2 separate regions of the Homo sapiens genome follow, and region 2 is linked to region 1. The links are chromatin contacts, found by Hi-C or POLR2A ChIA-PET in ENCODE. All regions are on one chromosome and are shown on one strand. Each heading gives the region's core, a stretch centred on a gene start or an enhancer-like site at or near the end of the contact. The rest is flanking DNA. Distances are from core to core; before and after follow the strand shown.

Region 1 (5,991 bases), core at 839-3,338:
GGGCAGGACTCTGACCTTCCACTGCCCTGAGGCAGGACTCAAGGCCCTCCCATGAGAGGGTCCCATCCTATACCCTGGGGGAAGGAATGCTAAAGTCATGAAGCTTCCATAAAAAACCAAGGGGACTGGGCCGAACACGTGGAGGCCGACAGGAGGGTGAAGAACTCGTCCACATGCCGGGAGGGTGGGGCACCCCAGCTCCACGGCAACAGAAGCTCCTGTGCTTCCAGGCCTCACCCTATGTACCTCTTCGTCTGGCTAATTATCCATATCCTTTAAAATATCCTTCTTAGTAAACTGATTCTCTGTGAGCAACTCCCCCAGATTAATCAAACTCAAAGAGGGGGTTGTGGGAACCCCAACTTGAACCCAGTTGGTCAGAAGTTCTGGAGGCCCCAACATTCGATTGGTGGGGTGGGGCAAGGATGAGTCTTGGGGATGGAGCCCTCAACCTGTGGGATCTGGCACTATCTCCAGGTAGACAGGGTTGGAACTGATTGGAGGACACCTGGCTGACGTCCACCGCTTGGGAGTGGGGAGAGGTCCCCACACGTTTGGTCACAGAAGTCTTCTTCTGTGTAGATGATTGTTGCAGTGTGAGAGCGGAGGGAAAACATGGTTTCAGGAGAGTCTTCCCTCACACTATGTGATTGGAGCAAAAGGACAAGAAAGATGAACTGAAGGACAAAGGAGAATTTAGGGAGAATCAGGGGCATCGGTTCAGCTGAGGGAGGGGCGTTGGAACCACAGCTGCATGCTGTCTAACTGGGGTGGAGAACTGCTAGGGCTTGGCCTGGAGCCAGGCGGGCATCAGGGCAGGCTCCAATTCAAGGGAGCAATATGACAAGGACAGGGAAGTCACACTTGATATTTCAGGTGAGGCCTCACCCAAGATTTTGATTTTTTTTTTTTGAGAGGAGTCTCGCACTGTCTCCCAGGCTGGAGTGCAGCGGTGTGATCTCGGCTCACTGCAAGCTCCGCCTCCCGGGTTCACCCATTCTCCTGCCTCAGCCCCCCGAGTAGCTGGGACTACAGGCGCCCTTCACCACGACCAGCTAATTTTTTGTATTTTTAGTAGAGACGGGGTTTCACCGTGTTAGCCAGGATGGTCTCGATCTCCTGACCTCGTGATCCACCCACCTCAGCCTCCCAAAGTGCTGGGATTACAGGCGAGAGCCACCGCACCCGGCCAGATTTTGATTTTTAAAAACCCAGGTATGAGGCCATCAGGCTCTGTTCTGCAGTTTCAGAACCAACTGGCTTGATTCATTCATAAGGAGGCCGAGGACTCCCAGCTGTCAGTAGAGGGCAGCCGTGCCCAATGAAGACCAAGTTCAGGTCAGAAGCTTGCTCAGCAAGCCAAGAACCAAAGATAGTTAATCTGGGCAGGGCGGTTATGTATGAATTTTATTTTCCTTTTATTTTTCAATGTTTTTAGGTAGTTACACGATAAGCACATATTACTTATATACGAAAAAAGTTATTTAAAAAACAATATTCATTCTTTACCTTTCTATCAAGTGGTACAGAAAATTATACGGTATATATTTGCCGTGTGGCAAAATATTCCTCGTTGGATCATGTCAGTGGAAAGAGTATGGTTCTTCTTTGTATTAGTCTTTCAACTTCCCTGTGAGTTTGAATATTTTCATAATAAAAACTTGAAAAACAGAATATAAAATTGAAAAAAAGTTTTGGAAGGAAAAAATATTCCCATCCTTTAATTCAAGAACATCTACGTAAATAATAGAACCAGTCTCCTAGATGACACTGCTCCCCACCCTTGGATGCTGATGAGTAAATGTTTTAAAATTCTATTCTCAAAATATTTGTTCAAACATTCCATTCTGGTCACATAAAATCTTCCACCGTTTCAAGGACAGAACACAGTATCCGAGAGTTCTGGTTTCTACTGTTGCTCAGCAAACTCCCGCAGAACTCAGCAGCTTAAAATACCCGTTTCACATTGCCCACCATTTGTGAGTCAGAAATTCAGGCAGCCCTCGGCTGGGCAGTAGTTGCTTAGGGCATCCCATGTGGTTGTGTTAGATGCTGGCCAGGGATGTCCTCACGGCCCCTGTGGGTGACGGTGGCCATGGGTGACGGTGGCCGTGGGCCACTCCCCAGAACCCTCCAGCAAGGGGCTCAGGGTAGTCAGATGTCTTCCATGAACTCCCTGGAGCTCAAGGCCCCAAGTGTGCCTGTTCTAGCAAGAACCAGGAAGAGGCTGTCTCCCTGCCATGACCTAATCTAGCAGCCACACAGCCCCATTCCGCTGCCAGCGTCCTGCAGGCCCCTCCTCAGGGAAGGCCCTCGGTGAAGAGTGAGGCCTGATCGCCGCTCACCTACTCCTGATCCTGAAAGGTTTTGCCCTTTTCCTAAATAGAAACTCTGAAAAGTAATCAAACAGTATTTCCAAAGGAGGCTTTTGGCAGGCTTGCCTCATTGCCCTTGCAGGGAAGGCTGCCTGTCTCTAGCCATCTTCCTCTTCTTACAGCTGTGCTGAGACGTTTTTGGCTGGGGCAGGGCTGCTGCACTGAGGGTGCATCCCACCTCCTGCAGGGAAGGCAGCCAGACCACATTCCAGTGAGTGGAACGTGAGGGAAGGCTGTCTGCCCACTGCTTTTGTTCCATAAAGAATGAGGCTTGCCCTCCCTTCCCCTCTCCTGCTTCCTGGTAGCTGAACCAGGGCAGCATTTGCTGTGAGCTGGGAGCCATGTGTTGAAGACGGCGGAACAACAAAAGTGAAGACAAAAAAGAAAACTGCATCACTGGCATGTGCCCTTGTCAGTCAGCACTTCCGGGGCTGTGTGTGGCCTTCAGGAATTTCAGTTTTCATGCATGACCCTGAGAAGACTCAGCCCCCTGCCACAGTAGGACAGGTTTCTCAAACAACCCACTAGGGTTAGGGGCCCGCAGGTTTCATTCTGCCCCTCTCCAGGTCAGGGTTCCTAATGCACTCCCCCCAAAGCTCCCCATCACCCTGCCCTCTCCAAATCCTCGTCACTGTCACAAGCTTGGTCTTCCAGGCACCGTGTATGGCCGTGGTCCCTGTAGTCGCCCATACAATCACTCCCTTCTTAGTAACAGGAATCTTAATTTGATTCAGCTTCAGAAATACTTTTTCCAGCCTCTTTTGCTGACAGGGGTGCCTGTGTGATCCAGTTCTACCCAGGGAATTGTGACCCAGCGCTCTGTGAGCTTCCAAGAGAGGAGGAGGCAGCTGCCATCCACCCTTTACCTTCTTCCTTCCTCCTTCTTCCTAAAACGTGTGCTGGCTGGAGCTCCCGCAGCCAAGGAATGAGACCTGACCTCGTGCTAAGAAGAGTGAGACTGAGACCTGAGAAGGAGCCTGGGCCCTGACGGTGGAGGAACCCCCACACCAGCCTGCACCATCGACCTCTCATTTCCGTCCGGCGCTGGGATCCAGGCTTCCTGCTCTGCAACTGAATCCATTCTGACACACTGTCTTACAGTTCTGGTATAAAGGGTCAGACTTCAAGTTAGCCAAGGGAGGCAGTGGGGGAAAGTAACAGCCTTGGCACTACCCGGCCCCCTTTCTATCAACTGCCCCCGCTCTGCCCGCTCCAGACACATGTGGAGGGGGATTAAGTGTCGAGGGAGCCAAGGTGAACAGCAGGAAAAGGAAAGCAGTGGAGACAGAGATTTCCACCAGGCTTTACTCACAATGCAGCCATACGGATTAATCCCACAGCCACCACAGAAGGTTGTGTTACCCCCGCCTCACAGGAAGAGGCTCTGGCAGGAAGAACAGCTGGACCCGAGTCAGACACGCAGGTCACGGGCCCAGAGCAGGGCCGGCCCAGGCCCACCGCACTCTATGACATCGGCCACCAGGCTGGTCTCCAGGAAATAGGGCCCTGGTGTCTACTTCCTAAACTCCCTGTGAATTGCCAGGGGCCAGAATGTGGGTAGGTGGGAGAACAGATGGAGGCTGAAGGACCTCTGGTGGCAAAACACTGACCTCTACAGAGGTCTCATCAGAAAGCCTGAAATCCCACGTTAGATATTTCAGAAAGAGGGCAAGCTTCTGTTCTATACATTTGTATGTTATTTAAAGTTACACAGCCAGACAAATATGTACATAACACTATGGGTTTTGGTGGTAAATGTTTTATCTATGCATATTATGTATAGATGTGAGGAAGACGTCTGGAAGGATACACCACCCACGCGTAAACACACGTTAAGGGAGCGTGTGCAGTATGTTGTATCTAAAATGAACATGTAATACGAAAAGCCAGTAGCTGGTATTTGTAAAGGGGTGCTCTGTATCTAACCCTCTAAATGCCCCCCACCTCCCACCCTCTTGGCCTGCTCTGAGGGCTTCGTCTCCGTTTCCCTGGCCCCTCAGCCTTGGCAGGCTTCTCATGCAGGGCCCAGTGAAGGCTCAGGAGGGCCTTGGCCAGACTCCATCAGACATTTGTCTCCACTGGGGGCGACTTGATCCACAAATGAGATCCCACCAGTGACCCAGGTAAGAGGATTGCAAAGGCCAAGAGGCTTGAGGAGGGAAGGCTGCCCGGAAGGCAGTCTGTCCTGGAGACAGAGTGAGCAGGAACCCACAGTGAGAGCAGGAGTGGCAGGAGGTGGTCACAGCTGGAGGCAGAAGCAGGAATGCAGCAGCAGCAGCAGCCAGGCGCAAGGCAGCTCTGTAAACCTGCAAACTCGAGGCTGGCTGAACTCTACAGCATTGACTAACACGGGGCTTTTCCATCTGGCATTTCCACTTGCTTTGGTATCCACAGGCGCTTCCGGGCCCGGGGGCAGCCGCCACGCACACACGCATGCCACCTGAGCAAGCCTTGATGGGTGAATACCAGGAGACCCCTGAAGGTGCTCCTTGCTTCAGGAGCCTGAGAACCCAGTCTTTCGTCTTGTAAGGGGGTCCTCTGGCACCGCAGGCCCCAAACTCTACTCCTCCCGCCATCTCTCCTGGACCTCCCCGAGCCACGCAGCCCCCTCTTCCTCTCCACCCTCACAGGAGACCGCCGGTGCCTGGCCTGAGAATCCAAGTGCAGCTGGGGAATGGCCTGGAAGAGGCCGTAAAGGCTGGAATGGAACAGTCCAGCCTCACACAGTGGCTAACAGCACAGAGTTCATTCCAATCCGGCTCTCCCTCAACCATCTGTGTGACCTTGGGCAACTTCACCTCTGTGTGCCTGCTTCCTCACTGGTAAAACAGGAGCAAAACAGTACCCACCGCCTAGGCTTGCTCTGAGGATCAAGTAAGTTGGTACTTATCCTGGAGCACTAAGTAAGTTGGTACTTATCCTGGAGCACTAAGTAAGTTGGTACTTATCCTGGAGCACTAAGTAAGTTGGTACTTATCCTGGAGCACTAAGTAAGTTGGTACTTATCCTGGAGCACTAAGTAAGTTGGTACTTATCCTGGAGCACTAAGTAAGTTGGTACTTATCCTGGAGCACTAAGTTGGTACTTATCCTGGAGCACTAAGTAAGTTGGTACTTATCCTGGAGCACTCAGAACAATGCACTTGGCTAGCTGCATGACATGCTATGCGCATGGAGCGTGGCGGCCAAACTCCTCCTGGCTCCACCGGAAAGGGCACAATGCAGCTATCGCCGGGCCGATTCCACGTCTGAAATCACGGATAATGACCACCTCCCCTTATTTAACAAAAAATATGGCTAAATAATCCATCTAAGCAACAGGGGAAGGCAAAACCCGCTCCACACAAATCTCAAAGGTTAAAATAAAACCAATGTCTGACACTGGTTTCTGAGCCCAGATGGGAGGTTGGAGCTGCTCCCAAGGCCACGGCCCTCGACACAGCTCCCCAGACAACTCTGCCACCATCTGGTGTCGAGCTCCAAAGTAGTTTCTGCCAAGAAAGTTGCCTAGCCCAGGGTTTTTGGTTTGTTTTGTTTTGAGACGCAGTTTCGCTCTTACCGCCCAGGCTGGAGTGCAGTGGTGCGATCTCAGGTCACTGCAACCACCCCGTCCCGGG
Region 2 (6,317 bases), core at 2,195-4,694, 41 kb after region 1:
GAGGAAAAAGATAAAATATAAAAAAATAATGTAAACACTTATGTTAAATTTCAATAGCAATACAAACTCATACTATTTCATTATATATATATTTTTATTATATATATATTCATTACATATGTAAATAAAGCATCCTAGTTGTGTTCCTGAAAAAGCGTACGATGACACCCTAGTGGTAACGAACATAACTAACCCTCATATCTTGCATCTCCTGCTGTAATAAATGGTACAGGCAAGAATAATCAATGGATACTGAAACCATTACATAAACGTGGCAGGGCAATAGAATATTCCTACAGGGGCAAAGTACACCCCACAAATCATTCAGTAATTTAAAAGGAAAAAAATGTTGGATCCAATTTATACCCAGCCAGCACATCCATTTGACCCTGCCTGCCCCTGGGGACCCACTACCCTGATCCTAGGTAAAGCAGCTCCAGTGATGGCCGCAAAGTTCCAGCTTCCACCTTGTCACCTTACCTCCTATAATGACAGGCACCGCTGTCTTTGGCAAGGCCATGTCATTCCACCTGCCAGGGCAGGAGCTGCAGCAACTCCTGTGCCCAGGTCCAGCAGGAGCCCCGGGTGAACTGGCTTTCCCAGTGGCTGTGTCGAGGCAGCTAGCAACACAATCCTGAAGTACAAGTGCTTTACCACCACGTGAGCTTTGCCTTGTAGGACTCCTCTGAGGTGCAACGGAGCTACACAGCACCTCCAAAGATGTCTCACATAGCCAAGCGGCCAGCTGTGCTGTTTATCAAGCAGTGGCTAATTCAGCAGCAGACCATCTTGTAGTTTCCCCCTCAATTCATTTTTCCCCTTTCACAGCATTGCACCCCCACCCTGCAAAGCAATAGCATGTAAACTTTGCCTCAGTTGATGTTCCAGGCAAAGGTACCTTCTCATGGACATATAATAATTACTTTCTCAACAGGTCATCCCCCTGAGCATCGCTGCTGGCAAAAACCCAGTGTGAGGACCTCCTCATGGAATACCTGTAAAGTATTCTTTATAGCCAAATAAATAAATAAATAAAAGAAAAAAGTTTATTCAAACCTAAAACCTAACTTCCATTATAAGGGCTTAAAAGTAAAAGTTAAAGGACACCATCAGGAAACAATCGGGCAAGCCAGGGATGTGTGACCTTCTCTAAGACAGCTGGCCCAGATTCCTCAAGTCAATGTCGTAAATCAAAACCAAACAGAAGTTAAGGTGGGGGAGATTTTCCAGATTAGCCTCCAGATGGAATCCATAAGCCTTGATTAGCTCTCGGGGGAAACTGCATACAAACATTTAAGGTACAATTGCAAAAATTTTAAAATGACTTGGATATTAGTTGTGATTGTAGAATCATTGTTAAGTTTCCTAGGTATGATAGTGGTATTGCGGTTATACAGGAGATTTTCTTTATTCTTAGGAGATTCATATTGAAGCACTTACGGATCATGATGCCATACTGACAACTTATTTTCAAAAATGGTGTGTATCATGTGTTTGTGGGGAGACAGAGAGAGGAGAAAAACCAAATATGGTAAAACGTTAACAACCATTGAATCTAGATGAAAAGCATTTGTGGTTTCTTTTGACATTTTTCAGTGTTGAAAATTTTCATAATAGAAGGCAGACAGATAAATATCAGTAAAAAGCAGATAAAATTGAGGATATATTTGTATTTGAAGAGCTTTTTAAAGCCATGTTTTCTTTTCCTCAACCAGTTTCAAATAAGCAGCCAATACTTTATCAGGAACTAATTCATCCACCTCAGAATGGATATTCACACCCAAATTGCTGTGCTTTCAAAAGCTTTTTAACCTCTTGTTTGTTGCTAGCACTTTCCCAGTGGAAAGAATTTGATGCCATTTCCGCACACCCAAATTCCTGTTGGCAGGATAATCAGCAAGTAATACAGAGAGCTGCTTCCTTCAACAGCTGCATTCAGCACAAAACCGAGGGCCGATTATGTGGAGAAATATCCTTCAGAGGTAAGGCATCAGGTAAAGGCATCAGTGATCTTTTCCATGCATTCCAAATACTGTATTGGATCAAACTGGAGCAGCATCATTCTCTACAGCTGTGCTGGCAACAGACAGACACAAATGAACTATTTAATATGGCAAAATGCACAGCTGTTTGAGGCTTCTATTATTAGCACCAGTTCTCGACTCACTGGGAAAACTCTTCTTCAACTTGTTAATGCGACAGTTTTATTTGTTTGGACGCAGCTTTCCATTATCATTCTTCCCACCCCAAACTTCCCTTTATCCCCAAGATGTCTCCAGACAGAGGTGTTTCCAGCTGGCCCCAGTTCAGCTGATCTCCAGTCTGTCTGCCCATGAGAGTCCCAGGAGAGCATGCCGTCTAACTAAGCCGCCTGGGCTTTGCTCTGGACCCCTAAGGAGTCCCTACAGGTCAGGTCTTCCCTGCTCCATCCAGAGAGGGGCCCCTCTCATACTGCAGAATGCTCGAAGTCCACAAATGTTCATTCTCCCCTTCGTTACTAGTAGAACTCACTCAGTTAAGGCTGAGCTCACGGTAGGCAACCTCAAACTCTCAGTGGCTTATCAAAAAAGTCATTTATTTTTCTTGCAGGCTGGTGGAGGCCGCTCTGCTTCAAGCTGTGAGCCGAGTCAGGGCTGCTTCACTTGTCTCTCATCCTCTGGACCAGTGACCACCTGGGGTGGCAACAGGGCCAGAGGACGAGCAGAGACACAAGAGGCCTCCTAAGGCCTCAGCTCAGAACTAACAAACTCGCTTCTGCCCACATTCCATTGGCCAAAGCCCTGCATGAGTTGTGGAAAAGTACTCTCCACTTTGGTGAACATTAGTAAGAGAAAAGAGGGAAGGAAGAATTGCAGGCAAGTAATACCATCTACCTCGGCCTCCTATGCAGCTTGGTGTGTACCTGCACCTAAGTTCTGGCCTGTAGGATATGAGGGGAAGTGAGGTGTGCAACTCCAGGACCTGCCCCTGTAAAGACTGGGCCCTGCCTTTCCCCTGCCCATCTGCTGGGGACATGGTAGGACTGCAGCAGTTGCCTGGCCCAGAGATAGACGGCACAGCTATCCTGCTGGTCCTACCTCTAGACCGCCACATGTACCTCACTTACACTGCTTGGGTTTTGCATCTTAAAACCCCAATTAGCACACCATTCATTCATTCATTCCCCCATCAACAAGTATGTACTGAGTGTCTTTTTGCCAGGCATTGCACTAGGTTTTGGAGAGATGACAGTGAACAAAAACAAACTTGGCTGTTCTGTATCTTGGCTGTGGCAGTGGTTACACAAGCCTACACATGTGATAAAACTGCATAGAACTAAATACACACACACAGAGGAATGCCAGTCAAACTGGGAATTAAAGAATCAAAAAGTCACTGGTGACTCAACATGGCAGCAGTCCAGCTCAACCATACAGATGACAGCAGTGTGCTGAAGTATGACAAAGGAATGATTTAAAAGGAATTGAGGCAGAGCTGCCAGGCAGGCATGCTCACCTTGGACTTTGAAGCAAGAGAGACATAAATAAAGGTCTTTGTTCTGTAAGTAGAGTGTTCATATAATTTATCATCCAAACTGAGACACCTGTGAAAATAATTACACTGGAACAACTTGTGTGACTGATCAGCTGGTCACTCCATCTTTAAGTCATTGTCTTGTTGAGTCTGTTATCAGAGCCCATGGAGTGCCATGCATGGACAGCTTATTTAGGCACAACAGAGAAAAATTAAAGGGAAGGAGGAGCAAGGAAGAGTGGAAAGGATAAAGAAATGGTGAGCATTGGCAGGAAACAATGCAAGGAGAAAAGGGAACAGGAATCGGATTTTCTACTAATTTGCTGTGTGTTCCTGTGTCAGTTTATAAATTAGTGTCTATATTTACAACCGATTGGAAGAACGAACTTTTTAGATCCTCTCATCCAACAAAGCTGCAGATTTCTTTATTGAGATGGAGTTGAGAAAGCTTTAAAACAGGCCAAAGCAACATGAGGACATGTGTCATGAGAAGAGAAATGGTCTTCCATAAATTGAGTGCTGGGGAAGGCTTGGTGTAGGTAATGTAGAGGTTCTCAAACTGTGGAGAAGCTCAAAATGTGTTCCTTTGAGCCTTGGTCTTCTAGTTAGGCCACTGTCTAAGCCACTATACAAAAAGACACCAAACACACTGGCTTCAACAAGACAAGCCTCTGTTTCTCTTTCGGGTGACAGGAGAAGCAGAGGACTAAGCTTTCTTTTCCAAGTCATCACCTGAAAGTTGCCCCTTCACTTCTGCTCACATTGCATTGGCCAGAGACTTGAAAGGAAGCTGGGCACGTGCTGTGGGGAAAAGAAAGAGAGATCAGATTGTTACTGTGTCTGTATAGAAAGAAGTAGACGTAGGAGACTCCATTCTGTTCTGTACTAAGAAAAATTCTGCCTTGAGATTCTGTTAATCTGTGACCTTACCCCCAACCCTGTGCTCCCTGAAACGTGTGCTGTGTCAACTCAGGGTTAAATGGATTAAGGGCTGTGCAGGGTGTGCTTTGTTAAACAGATGCTTGAAGGCAGCATGCTCCTTAAGAGTCATCACCACTCCCTAATCTCAAGTACCCAGGGACACAAACACTGCGGAAGGCCGCAGGGACCTCTGCTGAGGAAAGCCAGGTATTGTCCAAGGTTTCTCCCCATGTGATAGTCTGCAATATGGCCTCATGGGAAGGGAAAGACCTGACCGTCCCCCAGCCCGACACCCGTAAAGGGTCTGTGCTGAGGAGGATTAGTATAAGAGGAAGGCATGCCTCTTGCAGTTGAGACAAGAGGAAGGCATCTGTCTCCTGCCCGTCCCTGGGCAATGGAATGTCTCGGTATAAAACCCAATTTACGTTCCATCTACTGAGATAGGGAAAAACCGCCTTAGGGCTGGAGGTGGGACATGCGGGCAGCAATACTGCTTTGTAAAGCATTGAGATGTTTATGTGTATGCATATCTAAAAGCACAGCACTTGATTCTTTACCTTGTCTATGATGCAAAGACCTTTGTTCACGTGTTTGTCTGCTGACTCTCTCCCCGCTATTGTCTTGTGACCCTGACACATCCCCCTCTCGGAGAAACACCCACAAATGATCAATAAATACTAAGGGAACTCAGAGGCTGGCGGGATCCTCCATATGCTGAACGCTGGTTCCCCGGGCCCCCTTATTTCTTTCTCTATACTTTGTCTCTGTGTCTTTTTCTTTTCCAAGTCTCTCGTTCCACCTAACGAGAAACACCCACAGGTGTGGAGGGGCAACCCACCCCTTCAACGTGCCCTGCCAAACCTCTGGTGGTAAGGCTTCGATTACTAAATGGAAGAAAGGGACACAGGGTGTTTTGGAGTTGACACCTAGCTCTTTGGAGGTGACTCAGATCACTCAGGAGAGTCCGTAAGGCCCGGTGGGCAACACCCCAATCCTCCAGTCTCTACCCAAGAAGCTCCACCTTCATCTATTTGAGGGTTCTATGTTGCGGGAAGTCAGGGACCCCGAATGGAAGGACCAGCTGGAGCTGTGGCAGAAGAACATAAATTGTGAAGATTTTATTTTAATATGGACATTTATCAGTTCCCAAATAATGCTTTTATAATTTCTTATGCCTGTCTTTACTTTAATCTCTTAATCCTGTTATCTTCATAAGCTGAGCATGTATGTCACCTCAGGATCACTATGATAATTGTGTTAACTGTACAAATTGATTATAAAACGTGTGTTTGAACAATATGAAATCAGTGCACCTTGAAAAAGAACAGAATAACAGCAATTTTTAGGGAACAAGGGAAGACAACCATAAGGTCTGACTGCCTGCGGGGTCAGGCAAAAAGAGCCATATTTTTCTTCTTGCAGAGAGCCTATAAATGGACGTGCAAGTAGGGAAGATATTGCTGAATTCTTTTCCTAGCAAGGAATATTAATAATTAAGACCCTGGGAAAGGAATGCATTCCTGGGGGTAGGTCTATAAATGGCTGCTCTGGGAGTGTCTGTCCTATGCGGTAGCGATAAGGACTGAGATACGTCCTGGTCTCCTGCAGTACCCTCAGCCTTATTAGGATTGGGAAACTCCATCCTGGTAAATTTTTGGTCAGACCGGTTCTCTGCTCTTAGACCCTGTTTTCTGTTAAGGTGTTTATCAAGACACTACGTGCACCACTGAACATAGACCCTTATCAGGAGTTCTGCCTTTTGCCCCTTGTCCTGTTTCCTCAGAAGCATGTGATCTTTGTTCTGCCTTTTGCCCTTTGTCCTGTTTCCTCAGAGGCATGTGATCTTTGTTCTGCCTTTTGCCCTTTGTCCTGTTTCCTCAGAG

Evidence for each region. A loop is a pair of places that touch in the nucleus more often than their neighbours do. ChIA-PET counts read pairs that join two places held with the same protein, here RNA polymerase II (POLR2A). Pooled maps may share reads with other maps.
Region 2: a map of PC-3 shows a loop between it and region 1 (7-fold over the local background). The contact joins two enhancer-like sites. A Hi-C loop is called at or near these places in 27 of 168 maps with a recorded cell type or tissue (B cell, CD4-positive, alpha-beta T cell, CD4-positive, alpha-beta memory T cell and 21 more), 9 of 37 single-sample maps with no recorded cell type and 32 of 50 pooled maps. POLR2A ChIA-PET finds 5 or more read pairs at or near these places in 31 of 52 experiments (A549, AG04449, AG04450 and 24 more).

Annotation. Positions count from the first base shown.
Region 1 is chr5:180,783,388-180,789,378 of GRCh38, forward strand. It overlaps MGAT1 (alpha-1,3-mannosyl-glycoprotein 2-beta-N-acetylglucosaminyltransferase), which reads right to left. Exons shown (of 2, transcript NM_002406.4): 2 at 1,393-5,991. Among named protein-coding and RNA genes, the nearest start is that of MGAT1, 16 kb to the right of the region's middle. RefSeq lists enhancers at 1,648-2,559, 2,560-3,470. Within about 2 kb of position 2,089, at least 23 of the 41 ENCODE cell types and tissues checked have a DNase peak (open chromatin) inside an H3K27ac peak, as active enhancers do; they include ascending aorta and thyroid gland, where a contact is called at or near this core.
Region 2 is chr5:180,822,954-180,829,270 of GRCh38, forward strand. It overlaps a transcript of ZFP62 not described here. Among named protein-coding and RNA genes, the nearest start is that of LINC00847, 4.8 kb to the right of the region's middle. RefSeq lists a silencer at 1,716-2,010. Within about 2 kb of position 3,445, at least 13 of the 41 ENCODE cell types and tissues checked have a DNase peak (open chromatin) inside an H3K27ac peak, as active enhancers do; they include ascending aorta and thyroid gland, where a contact is called at or near this core.